2 separate regions of the Homo sapiens genome follow, and region 2 is linked to region 1. A link is an interaction called in ENCODE POLR2A ChIA-PET data of the cell type or tissue named here. Cell type or tissue: GM12878. All regions are shown on one strand. Each heading gives the region's core, and the rest is flanking DNA. Links, peaks and the distances in the headings are about the cores only.

What was found. Peaks named below come from ENCODE experiments on the same cell type or tissue, not always from the same donor. Only the 100,000 strongest peaks of a DNase experiment are listed, where the experiment ranks them.
Region 2: POLR2A ChIA-PET joins it to region 1 with 6 read pairs; 2 of 35 experiments call an interaction of 5 or more read pairs at or near these places.

Annotation. Positions count from the first base shown.
Region 1 is chr2:61,804,604-61,810,311 of GRCh38, reverse strand. It overlaps a transcript of FAM161A not described here. Among named protein-coding and RNA genes, the nearest start is that of FAM161A, 47 kb to the left of the region's middle. In GM12878, for the core only: no CTCF peak of the experiment used is centred there; a DNase peak (open chromatin) is centred at 3,141; H3K4me3 peaks cover 309 bases; H3K27ac peaks cover 1,122 bases.
Region 2 is chr2:62,374,552-62,380,259 of GRCh38, reverse strand. No RefSeq gene overlaps it. Among named protein-coding and RNA genes, the nearest start is that of TMEM17, 130 kb to the left of the region's middle. RefSeq lists an enhancer at 5,409-5,708. In GM12878, for the core only: no CTCF peak of the experiment used is centred there; no DNase peak of the experiment used is centred there.

The sequences.
Region 1 (5,708 bases), core at 381-5,380:
CCAGCAGGATTTAGCTTTAACTGCCCACAGTAATAACCTGCTCCTTAGAGCACCCCTTATTAACTCTCCTCCTTTCTCTGTCTTACTTCTATTATTTCCTCACTTGTGCTTCCTGGGATAACCTCCTGTATAATTTAGTTTCAGCTGCATAATAAGCCACCCCCAAAACATAGTGGTTTACAATGGCCATTATTTTTGCTCATGATTCTGTGGGTCAACAATTTGGGCTGGACTCAACTGGGTGACAAATTTTCTGCTGGTCTTGCCTGGGCTTACTCAGTGGCTACAATAATATGGTGGCTTGACTGGGGCTGGAAGGTTTAAGATGCCCTCCAATGGTAGATGGTAGACACTAGCTGTCAGCTGGCTGATTTAAAAGGCCTCAGATGGGTTGGCTCATGTAGTCCCAATACCCTTTCCTCCTCCACCAGGCTAGACTGGGATTCTTCACATGGCAGTCTTGGGCAGTGTTCCAAAGGGACAAAAGTGGAAGCTGCGAAGCTTCATGAGGTCCACAGTGCTGCTCCTACTGCATTCTTTTCATTAAAGCAGGGCTCAGGTGCTAGGCCAGATTCAAAGGGTGAAGAGACAAATTCCACTTCTTGGTGGCAGGGAAGTCAAAGTCACATTGCAAAGGAAATGTCATACAAGAAGGAAAGAATGCTAAGGCCATCTTTGCAAACAACCTACCCATCTCCCCCAACCCCCAAATTCCCTACGGATCTCCTTGTCTCAGAGTCTGCCTTTGGGGGAATCCAAACTAAGCTGGGGTGGGTAGGAATCAAAGCTCTTCCATAGACATGCTAACGGAGATGCTTCCTGGAGGAACCCAAGTGGAGACTTTGAACTGGCAGTTGGATTTATGAGTCTGGAATTCAGAAGGGAGGTCTGGACTGGAGATACTCAATTTGGGAGTCATTGAAATATATGTAAACAAAGAGAGTCCTAGTTTGGACAAGAGCATATAAGGAATGTGTGTAGAAAGAAGAGGTCAGAAGGCTGAGCCCCAGGCCACTGCAGTGTTGACGGGCCAGGGAGAGCAAGAGGGGCCAGCAAAGGAGGCTGAGAAGAAGCAGCAGGTAAGGACACCAGCAGTGGTGTCCGGGGGCCAAGGAGAGAGTGTTCCAAGAAAAGCACTAGGCGGGGCGCGGTGGCTCATGCCTGTAATCCCAGCACTTTGGGAGGCTGAGGTGGGTGGATCACCTGAGGTCAGGAATTTGAGACCAGCCTGGCCAACATGGCAAAACCTCGTCTCTACTAAAAATACAAAAATTAGTTGTGTGTGGTGGCAGGTGCCTGCAATCCCAGCTACTCTGGAGGCTGAGGCAGGACAGTCGCTTGAACCTGGGAGGGGGAGGTTGCAGTGAGCCGAGATCACACCACTGCACTCCAGCCTGGTGACAGAGCGAGATTCTGTCTCAAAAAAAAAAGTCAACATTACAGTGTTTGTTTACAATTAACTAGTGATTGGGTCTTTCTGGTCTTCTCCACTCCCCACTCCCTCCCAAATCTTGCCTCGCTATTTGTGCCTCATTTTATGTTACCCAGAATGCTTTGATTCCTCCCCTTCCCCAAAGAGTAGCAATTTACCTTTTCTCCTCCAAGCCTTCCTAAACTTATTCTTGTCAGGCATTCCAGAATGTAGTAATGCTATAATTTCCTGAATACTGTATTCTATGCCTAAAAGAAAAAGAGCCAACTGAAAACTCTGGATTCAGCTCAAAATTAAAGAATTTTTCCGGCCAGGCACGGTGGCTCATGCCTGTAATCCCAGCACTTTGGGAGGCCAAGGAGGGTGGATCACAAGGCCAGGAGATCGAGACTATCCTGGCCAACATGGTGAAACCCAGTTTCTACTAAAAATACAAAGAATTAGCTAGGCATGGTGGCAGGCGCCTGTAGCCCCAGCTACTTGGGAGGCAGATGCAGCGGAATTGCTTGAACCCAGGAGGCAGAGGTTGCAGTGAGCTGAGATCGTGCCACTGCACTCCAGACTGGGCGACAGAGCAAGACTCCATCTCAAAAAAAAAAAAAAAATAATAATAATAATCTTTCCCACTGTCTGTAAGCAGTTACTATGAAACTTTAACTATATTTCCTGTTAATAACTGAAACCTCAAAATACTTCTTTTGAAAAGATAAGGCAATTTCCTATCTCTGCCCCCTCAGAGATTGGCAGACAGCAGGTGGCCATGTCACTGCCTCACGCCATCACTGAGCTCCCTGCCATCACCTCCCAAATAAATCCTTGTACCCAATCCTGGTCTCAGGGTCAGCTTTTGGGGGACCCCAGACCAGGACACTGTTCTCTGGAATACCCAAATGTCTAGCAGCACTGGGCCCACACTTTGTGTGGCAAAAAATGGAGTCTGGCTGGACACAGTGGCTCACATCTGGAATCCCAAAACTTTGGGAGGCCAAGGCAGGAGGTTTATTTGAGGCCTGGAGTTTGAGACCAGCCTGGACAACATAGTGAGACCATGTCTCTACCAAAAATACAAAAATTAGCCAGGTGTGGTGCTGTGTGCCTGTAGTCCCAGCTACTCAGGAGGCTGAGGTGGGAGGAATGCTTGAGCCCTGGAGGTGGAGGTTGCAGTGAGCCATGATTCACGCCACTGCACTCCAGCCTGGGTGACAGGGCAAGACCTTGTCTCAACAAAAAAAAAAAAAAAAAAAAATCTGGAGTCCAGAGGCAGCTAACCCTTTCAGGGTCCCAAAATAGGCTCTGCAAAGTCCCCCACTTTGCAGAGCCTATTTTGGGATTGGCCCAGCAAGCATCTGAGCTTGTAATCCTGCACATGTAAGATACAGGCAAGAAAATGTTCTTTTTTACATTTTCAAGTAGTGAGAGAAGAGACATACAACAAACAGACATATTTTTACAATTTCAAAAGCATAGCACAATCTACGCAATGCTTATAATGGAAAAAACTAAATAAATACTTAAACAAAAAATTCCCTTCCTAAGTGCCTTTTATTTTGTGATTTATTCTTTTTCTAGGTTTTTTTTTTTCTGCCTCTTTATTTGCTCAAGTTGGGATTTCCAGAGTTTCATTTCAAGAACTAACTTGCTTTGCTTCATTTCCGTTGTCTGGGCTTTTGTTACCTGATGAGTTTGAGTGCTTTCAGGACATCTGATGCTTCAACTTCAATTAGCAAGCCCTCCTGAAAGAAAGAACACACCTTTGTCTCTTCTAAGTTAATTCTACAACCTTGCAAAATTTGATTTCCACACAAGAATGTGAAAATCATCTTAGATAATTTAGGCAGCAATTTATCTGACAAATGTGAGCTCAATTCTTTCAAATAAAAAGATGTTGAGCTGGGTGTGGTGGCTCACGCCTGTAATCCCAGCACTTTGGGAGGCTGAGGCAGGTGGATCATGAGGTCAGGAGATCAAGACCATCATGACTAACACGGTGAAACCCCGTCTCTACTAAAAATAGAAAAAATTAGCTGGGCATGGTGGCAGGTGCCTGTAGTCCCAGCTACTCGGGAGGCTGAGGCAGGAGAATGGTGTGAACCCCGGAGGCGGAGCTTGCAGTGAGCCGAGATGGCGCCACTGCACTCCAGCCTGGGCGACAGAGCCAGACTCTGTCTCAAAAAAAAAAAAAAAAAAAAAAAAAAAAAAGACGTGGAAAGCAAAATTGCTTTCATGTGAAAAAATTAGAGCTTACATGTGATTTCAACTTTTTAATATCAATTACTCATTAAATCTTTCCCTAGGTTTATCTCTAAATAAGAAAGTTTCATCTGTGTGAAAACTAAAAACTGAGAATCAGTATTAAAATTTCATGACCATTAATGCTTTATCTGATTTTAAAACATGATTAATTTTCCCTTCTCTAGGTGTTTAAAATGAATATCTCACAATGACAACGACAGAATAATAGGGGGCAAGGGCAATCACTGCCACATCTGAAGGCGGTTCATTGTAAAGTAATGCCACACTCTTAACCTGGGACTAAAAAATAATGTGAGTTTTTAAACAGAACTTCAACATGCATGTTTTTAAGTAGCGATGGCGCCCTCAAAAGAATGGTTCTAACCATCCTTCCAGATTGCAATTTCTTTCTTTCTTTTTTTTTGAGACGGATCACGGATCTTGCTCTGTCGCCCAGGCTTGAGTGCAGTAGTGCAGTCTCGGCTCACTGCATCCTCCACCTCCTAGATTCAAGCGATTCTCCTGCCTCAGCCTCCTGAATAGCTGGAATTACAGGCATGTGCCACCACACCCGGCTAATTTTTGTATTTTTAGTAGTGATGGAGTTTTGCCATGTTGCCCAGACTGGTCTTGAATTCCTGAGCTAAAATGATCATCCTGCCTTGGCTTCCCAAAGTGCTGGATTTACAGGTGTTAGCCACCACATCTGGCTGAGAACAGGTTAATTTTTAAAAAGTAACATAAGTAATTTGATAACAAGCCTAGTGAATAAGATATGTAACCAAACTAATAGTATTGGCTTAGGAAAAAAAAAACCTAGCAATAAAAGAATGAGATTGGTGTTTTTGCATTGCCCAGAACCTGCCTCTGGGTAAGTCTGTTTTGGGCACTGCAACAGATCATTGGCAGTTGCAGCTCCATGAGGGCAGGGACCTGTGCCTGGTACAGGACTGAACTGGGGTCTGCACACCTGGCTCGGTAAAGCCAAACATTCACTCTGCAGTTTGCAATAGGAGGAAGAACGGTATTTATCTTTGCAGGGCACCAAGCAAGAAGAATCAGGCACCTCATACTTAAGACCTGACCTCCCCAATGGCTTGCAAGTAAGGGTTTTTATATTTATTTAGTTTTTGAGATGGAGTCTTGGTCTGCTGCCCAGGCTGGAGTGCAGTGGCATGATCTTGGCTCACTGCAATCTCCGTCTCCCAGGTTCAAGCAATTCTCCTTCCTCAGCCTCCCGAGTAGCTGGGATTACAGGCTCCCGCCACCAAGCCCGGCTAAATTTTGTATTTTTAGTAGACACGGGGTTTTGCCATGTTGGCCAGGCTCGTCTCGAACTCCTGACCTCAGGTGATACATCCACCTTGGCAAGAGTTTTTAAAGGCAGAGGCAGAGGTTACAGGCAAAGTCATAAATCAATACATGGAGGCTATATGCTGGTTTGACCTAAAAAGGCGGGACATCTCAAAGTGGGTGGTGGGGCATGGGGCAGGTTACAGGTCAGAGATTCAAAGATTTTCTGATTTGCAATTGGTTAAGATGGAAAAGGTTTGTCTAAAAATTTGGGGTCAGGAGAAAAGAATGTTATCTCTGGCTCATGGGCGTGACTTCCTCCAGGCCCCCCAGAAAGAACTTCAGAAAAAAAAAATGGCAGTCAGAGTTGAGTCCTCAGTTCCCCCTAACCTGAGGTCTAGGTGCCAGTGGATTCATTTGCTGGGCATCCATGTTTCTGAAAAACAACTCAGGGATCTGTTAGGAGGTTATCTTTAGTTTCTCTCGCTCCCTCCCTCCCTCCCTTCTTCCTTGCTTCCTTCTTTCTTTCTCTTTCTCTTTCTTTCTTTCTTTCTTTCTTTCTTTCTTTCTTTCTTTCTTTCTTTCTCTTTCTTTTTCTTTCTTTCTTTTCCTTTCTTTCTTTCCTTCTTTCTTTCTTTCTCTTTCTCTCTCTCTCTCTTTCTTCTCTCTTTCAGCAGAGTCTCACTCTTTCGCCCAGGCTGGAGTGCAGTGTTGCAATGTTGGCTCACTGCAATCTCCACCTCCCAGGTTC
Region 2 (5,708 bases), core at 195-5,194, 570 kb before region 1:
AAATAAACATTTTCCAAGAAGGTCCCCCAGGCTGCTGGCACAGGCTGTGCTGATGGGCTCCTGCTATGTTTCCCTGTGGCTTCACTGAAGGCCCACCACCTGCCTCTACTACTATGTTATGATGACAAGCTGTTTAGTAGTTCTGTGCCTTGGAGACACTGGCGACCTTGATCCCCATTCAATCTGCAGAGCCCTGTATGCAAGTCCTACAGGCTACACTCCTGCAGGCCTGCATTTAGGTTTAGATAACTCCCCTGGGGCTCAGACCCCAAAGGAAGGGCTTGCCCAGGCCACAGTCCTGTTCTTGCTTCAGACTTTCCTGCCACTGCCCCATACTTGTCTCTGTACCTATGGCAGCTGAGCTGGCATCTCCTCCTGGGACACCTGATGTGTTTCATAGGCTAGAAACATCAAATGCGGGCACTAGCACCAACTTTCAGGAAATAAAGCCAAAAGCCCATGACCCTTTTGTTATGTGCTCAGTGCCACAAAACCCAGCTGCCTGTGTGCTGTGTTGTCAGAAAACACCAGTTTCCAGTCAAAATACAGGAAGAGAAGTAATAAAAAATAAATTTCCTGCCAACAATTGGGGACAACTAGATAGAAGAGGAACGATAAAATATGAATACAATGACAACCAGTATGTAGACACCCAGATGACTTTCCTGTTGAAAAGTCTGGCTTGGAGGATGAAGTTGAAGGAGTCCAAGAAATGCCACCCCAAAATATCACACTTTGGTGTGCTGATTGCTTTGAACCAAGGGCACATGGGGAACAGTGGATGCAGACAGAGGCTTTTTCTGAGCTCCCATTAGCTGCCTAAAGACCTTCCTCCAAATGGAACTCAATTGTCCTGAATCTCCTTTGCAGGAATCTCATCCACCAGGGGAGATTAACTGGGATCACAGGAGAGAGCCTGGAGGTGGACACTAGGCCTAGACAGAAACCACCTATTCTCCTAAGGGCTGCTCCCGACCTTGTTACCTGGGAGACTTTTATCTGCATAACAAGAAGACCTTTATTCACCACACATTTCCTCCCCTCACCCTTCCATAACTTGTGTGGCCGCCACCTCCCAGAAGCCCCAAGCCCCCATTGCTTTCTGTATCTCAGGATGCTCTAAGCTTCAGTCATATGCCTCTTCTTCAAGTCTCATATTTTGTAAGACTCCCATGCATGCATAGGTAATTAAATATGGCTTTTCCCCTGTTCATTAGTCTTACATTAACTTAATTCATAGCCCAGCCAAGGAACCTAGAAGGCTATAGGAAAGCCATTTTTTACTCCCCTACAGAAGCAGAGTTAGTCATGTATTCCTGGGGCCTTCAGGAATCAGTTCTCATCTCTGAGGCTGGCTCCTCCATGTTCTATTTTCTTTCTTTCAAAAACTTTTTATTTTTAATTATTATGGACACATAATAGTTGTACAGGCTAGGCATGGTGGCTCACACCTGTAATCCCAGCACTTTGGTAAGCCAAGGCAGGAGGATTACTTGAAGCCAGGAGTTTGAGATCAGCTTGTACAGCATAGTGAAACCCCATCTCTACAAAAAATATATAAAACATTAGCCAGGTGTTGTGGCATGCACCTGTGGTCCCAGCTACTTGGGAGGCTGACGTGGGAAGATCACTTGATGTGGGAGGCTGACATGGGTTGGGGGTCAGGGCTGCAGTGAGCTGTGATCATGCCAATGCACTCCAGCCTGGGTGACACAGTGAGACCCTGTCTCAAAAAAATAGTTGTACATATTATGGTGTTGTATTAATCTATTCTCACACTGCTATAAGGAAATACCTGAGACTGGGCAATTTATAAAGGAAAGAGGCTTAATTGACTCACAGTTCTGCATGGTGGGGAGGCCTCAGGAAACTTACAATCATGGCGGAAGGAGAAGCCGGCACCTTCTTCACAAGGCAGCAGGAGAGAGAGAAGTAAGCAAAGCGGGGAAGAGCCCCTTATAAAACTATCACATCTCATGAGAACAAACTCACTATCATGAGAACAGCATGGGGAAAACTGCCCCCATGATCCAATCACCTCCCTCCCCTCGTAATCACATGGGGATTACAATTTGATGTGAGATTTGGATGGGGACACAGAGCCAAACTATATCAGGGGTACATGTGATAGAAGCATGCAATGTGTAATGATCAAACCTGGGTAACTGGGATATCCACCTCCACAAACATTTATCATTTGTGTTGGGAACATTCTAAATCTACTCTTCTAGCTATTTTGAAATATACAATAGATTATTGATAGCTATAGTTGCCCTATTGTGCTACCAAACACCAGATCTTATTTCTTCTATCTAACTGTATTTTTCTTAAGATGGAGTCTTGCTCTGTTGCCCGGTCTGGAGTGCAATGGCATGATCTTGGCTCACTGCAACCTCCACCTCCTGGGTTCAAGTAATTTTCCTGCCTCAGCCTCCTGAGTAGCTGAGATTACACGTGTATGCCACCATGCCCAGCTAATTTTTTGTATTTTTAGTAGAGATGGGGTTTCACCATGTTGGGCAGGCTGGTGTTGAACTCCTGACCTCAGGTGATCCACCCACCTCGGCCTCCCCAAGTGCTGGGATTATAGGTGTGAGCCACCATGCCCAGCCTATCTAACCGTATTTTTGTGCCCATTAACCATCCCCTTTTTATCTTCCCCTCTCCATTGCCCTTCTAGCCTCTGGTAACCGCCATTCTACTCTCTACCTCCATGAGGTAGATTATTTTAGCTCCCACATATGAGTTAGAACATAAGACATTTGTCTTTCCATGCCTGGCCTGTTTCACTTAACATAATGTCTTCCAGTTCCATCCATGTTGTTGCAAATAACAGGATTTCATTCTGTTTTACGGTAGAATAATATTCCATTGTGTGTATAAAACCTTTTCTTTATTCATTCATCTGTTGATAGACACTTAATGTTGATTCCATATCTTGGCTATTGTAAATAGTGCTGCAATAAATGTGGGGGTGGAGATATCTCTTTGATATACTGATTTCCTTTCTTTATTTCTCTTTTTTGAGACAGGGTCTTGCTTTGCCACCCAAGCAGGAGTGCAGTGGCACGATCATGGCTCACTACAGCCTTAAGCTCCCAGGATCAAATGATCCTCCCACCTCAGTTTCCCAAGTAGCTAGGACTACAGGTGCATGCCACCACACCAGGCTAATTTCTTTAAAAAATTTTGTAGAGACAGGGTCTTACCATATTGCCCAGGCTAGTCTTGAACTCTTGGACTCAAGTGATTCTTCTGCCTTCACCTCCCAAAGTGCTGGGATTACAGACATGAGCCACCATGCCCAGCCCTTTCTTTTGAGTATATACCCAGAAGGATGATTGCTGGATCATATGGTAGTTCTATTTTTAGTTTTTTGACAACCCTCCATACTGTTTTCCATAGTGGATATACTAATTTATATTCCCACCAACAGTGTATGAGCATTCCCCTTTCTCTGCACCCTTGACAACTTTTGCTATTTTCTGTTTTTTTAACAATAATCATTTTAACTGGGATATCTCATTCTGGTTTTGATTTGCATTTCCCTAATGCTTAGTGATGTTGAGCATTTTTTCATATACCTGTTAGCCATTTTTATGTCTTCTTTTGAGAAATGTCTATTCAGATCTTTTACATATTTTTAAATCAGATTTTTTTTTTGTTATTGAGTTGTTTGAGTTCTTTCTATATTTTGGTTATTAATTCTTCACCAGATGAGTAGTTTTCAAGTATTTTCTCCCATCTTATAAGTTGTCTCTTCACCTTGTTGATTGTTTTATCTGCTGTGCAGAAGCTTTTTAGCTTGATCTAATGACATTTGTCAGTTTTTGCTTTGGTTACCTGTGCTGTTGAGGTCTTACTCAAGAAATCTTAGCCCAGCCTATTGTCCCTGAAGCATTTCTCCAATGTTTTCTTCTAGTAGTTTCATGTCTTACATTTAGGTCTTTGATCCTTTTTTTTTTTTTTTTTTTTTTTTTTTTTGAGACAGAGTCTCACTGTGTCACCCAGGCTGGAGTGCAGTAGCACAATCTTGGCTCACTGCAACCTCCACCTCCCGGGTTCAGGTGGTTCTCCTGCCTCAGCCTCCTGAGTAGCTGGGATTACAGGCGCGTGCCTCCATGCCCAGCTCATTTTTGTATTTTTAGTAGAGACGGAGTTTTGCCATTTTGGCCAGGCTGGTCTCGAACTCCTGACCTCAGGTGATCCACCTGGCTTGGCCTCCCAAAGTGCTGGGATTACAAGCATGAGCCACCACGCCTGGCCTGATCCATTTTTTATTTGATTCTTGTATATGGTGAGAAATAGGGGTCTAGTTTCATTCCTCTGCATATGATTATCATTTTCCTAACATCATTTATTAAAAAGGTGTCCTTTCCCTAATTTATGTTCTTGGTGCCTTTGTCAAAAATGAGTTGACTGGGTCAGGCGCGGTGGCTCACAAAGTCAAGAGATTGAGACCATCCTGACCAACATGGTGAAACCCCATCTCTACTAAGAATACAAAAATTAGCTGGGTGTGGTGGCACACGCCTGTAGTCCCAGCTACTCAGGAGGCTGAGGCAGAAGAATTGCTTGAACCTGGGAGGCAGACATTGCAGTGAGCCGAGATCGCACCACTGCACTCAAGCCTGGCATCAGAGTTAGACTCCGTCTCAAAAACAAAAACAAAACAACAACAAAAAAATGACTTGACTGTAAATGTGTGCGTTTATTTCTGGGTTCTCTATTTGGTTTCCATTGGTCTGTGGGTCTGATTTTATACCAGTCCCACGTTGTTTTGGTTACTACAACTTTGTAGTATAAAGTCAGGTAATGTGATGCCTCCAGCTTTGTTTTGGCTCCTCCATTGTTTCATTTTTGGGAACTAGCCTGTTACTTTCAGTTTATGGCAGTAGCTCAAGATGTTTGGTAGTGGGTAAGATTAAGCTGCTCATTTCCTACATTGCTATCAACTTGTAATAAAAGAAGGCCCCAGGCAAAATTCTGCCCCACTCAAAGACATTTATTAAGCCAGTATTCATGGACCATTAGGCACAGAACATTTTATACAACCCACTCTGTAGGTTTCATGAAGTCCCAGCTTATGTCCTTTTAAATGATTTAATGACTACATGACATGAATGGTCCGCAGGAAGAGAACCAACATTTCAGAGACAGGATTTAATTATCTCTGTGGTCAGCATCAGGCAACCAGAAACTCTTCTAAAGCAATATCTGGATACAGGAGTGGTTCAGAGTCCAGGGTCTTGCACCATCTTTATAGGGGCATGCTAAAGGCCTCAATAGACTCTTACACCCTGTTCAGGCAAATGAGCAGGGCCTCTCAAATATGTTAGCATATTCACATATCTTGATTCTCTTTAATTTCATCAGTGAGCCCTTTTCTATCATTGTCTCATGCTAATTACCAACCCACTGATTTCACCACAAAATAAAACCAATTTCTGATATTCATGTGCTGATTAGCAAAGTATCTGCTATCAATCAAAATATAGATGACTCAAGCAATTTCTAAGGGGCACCTTGAATAGCCTTTCAGATATAAAACTAGCTGACACCCCTGGGGTGTAGCTTGCCCTTGGAATTGAAGCTTAATTTGACTAGCAGGTACACAGCATTCCATTGTCAATGCTGCAGTATTTACAAGTGTGAAATGAAAAACATCTTGGGCCCCCAAAATCACTAAGGAGAACTCAAGCTGGAAA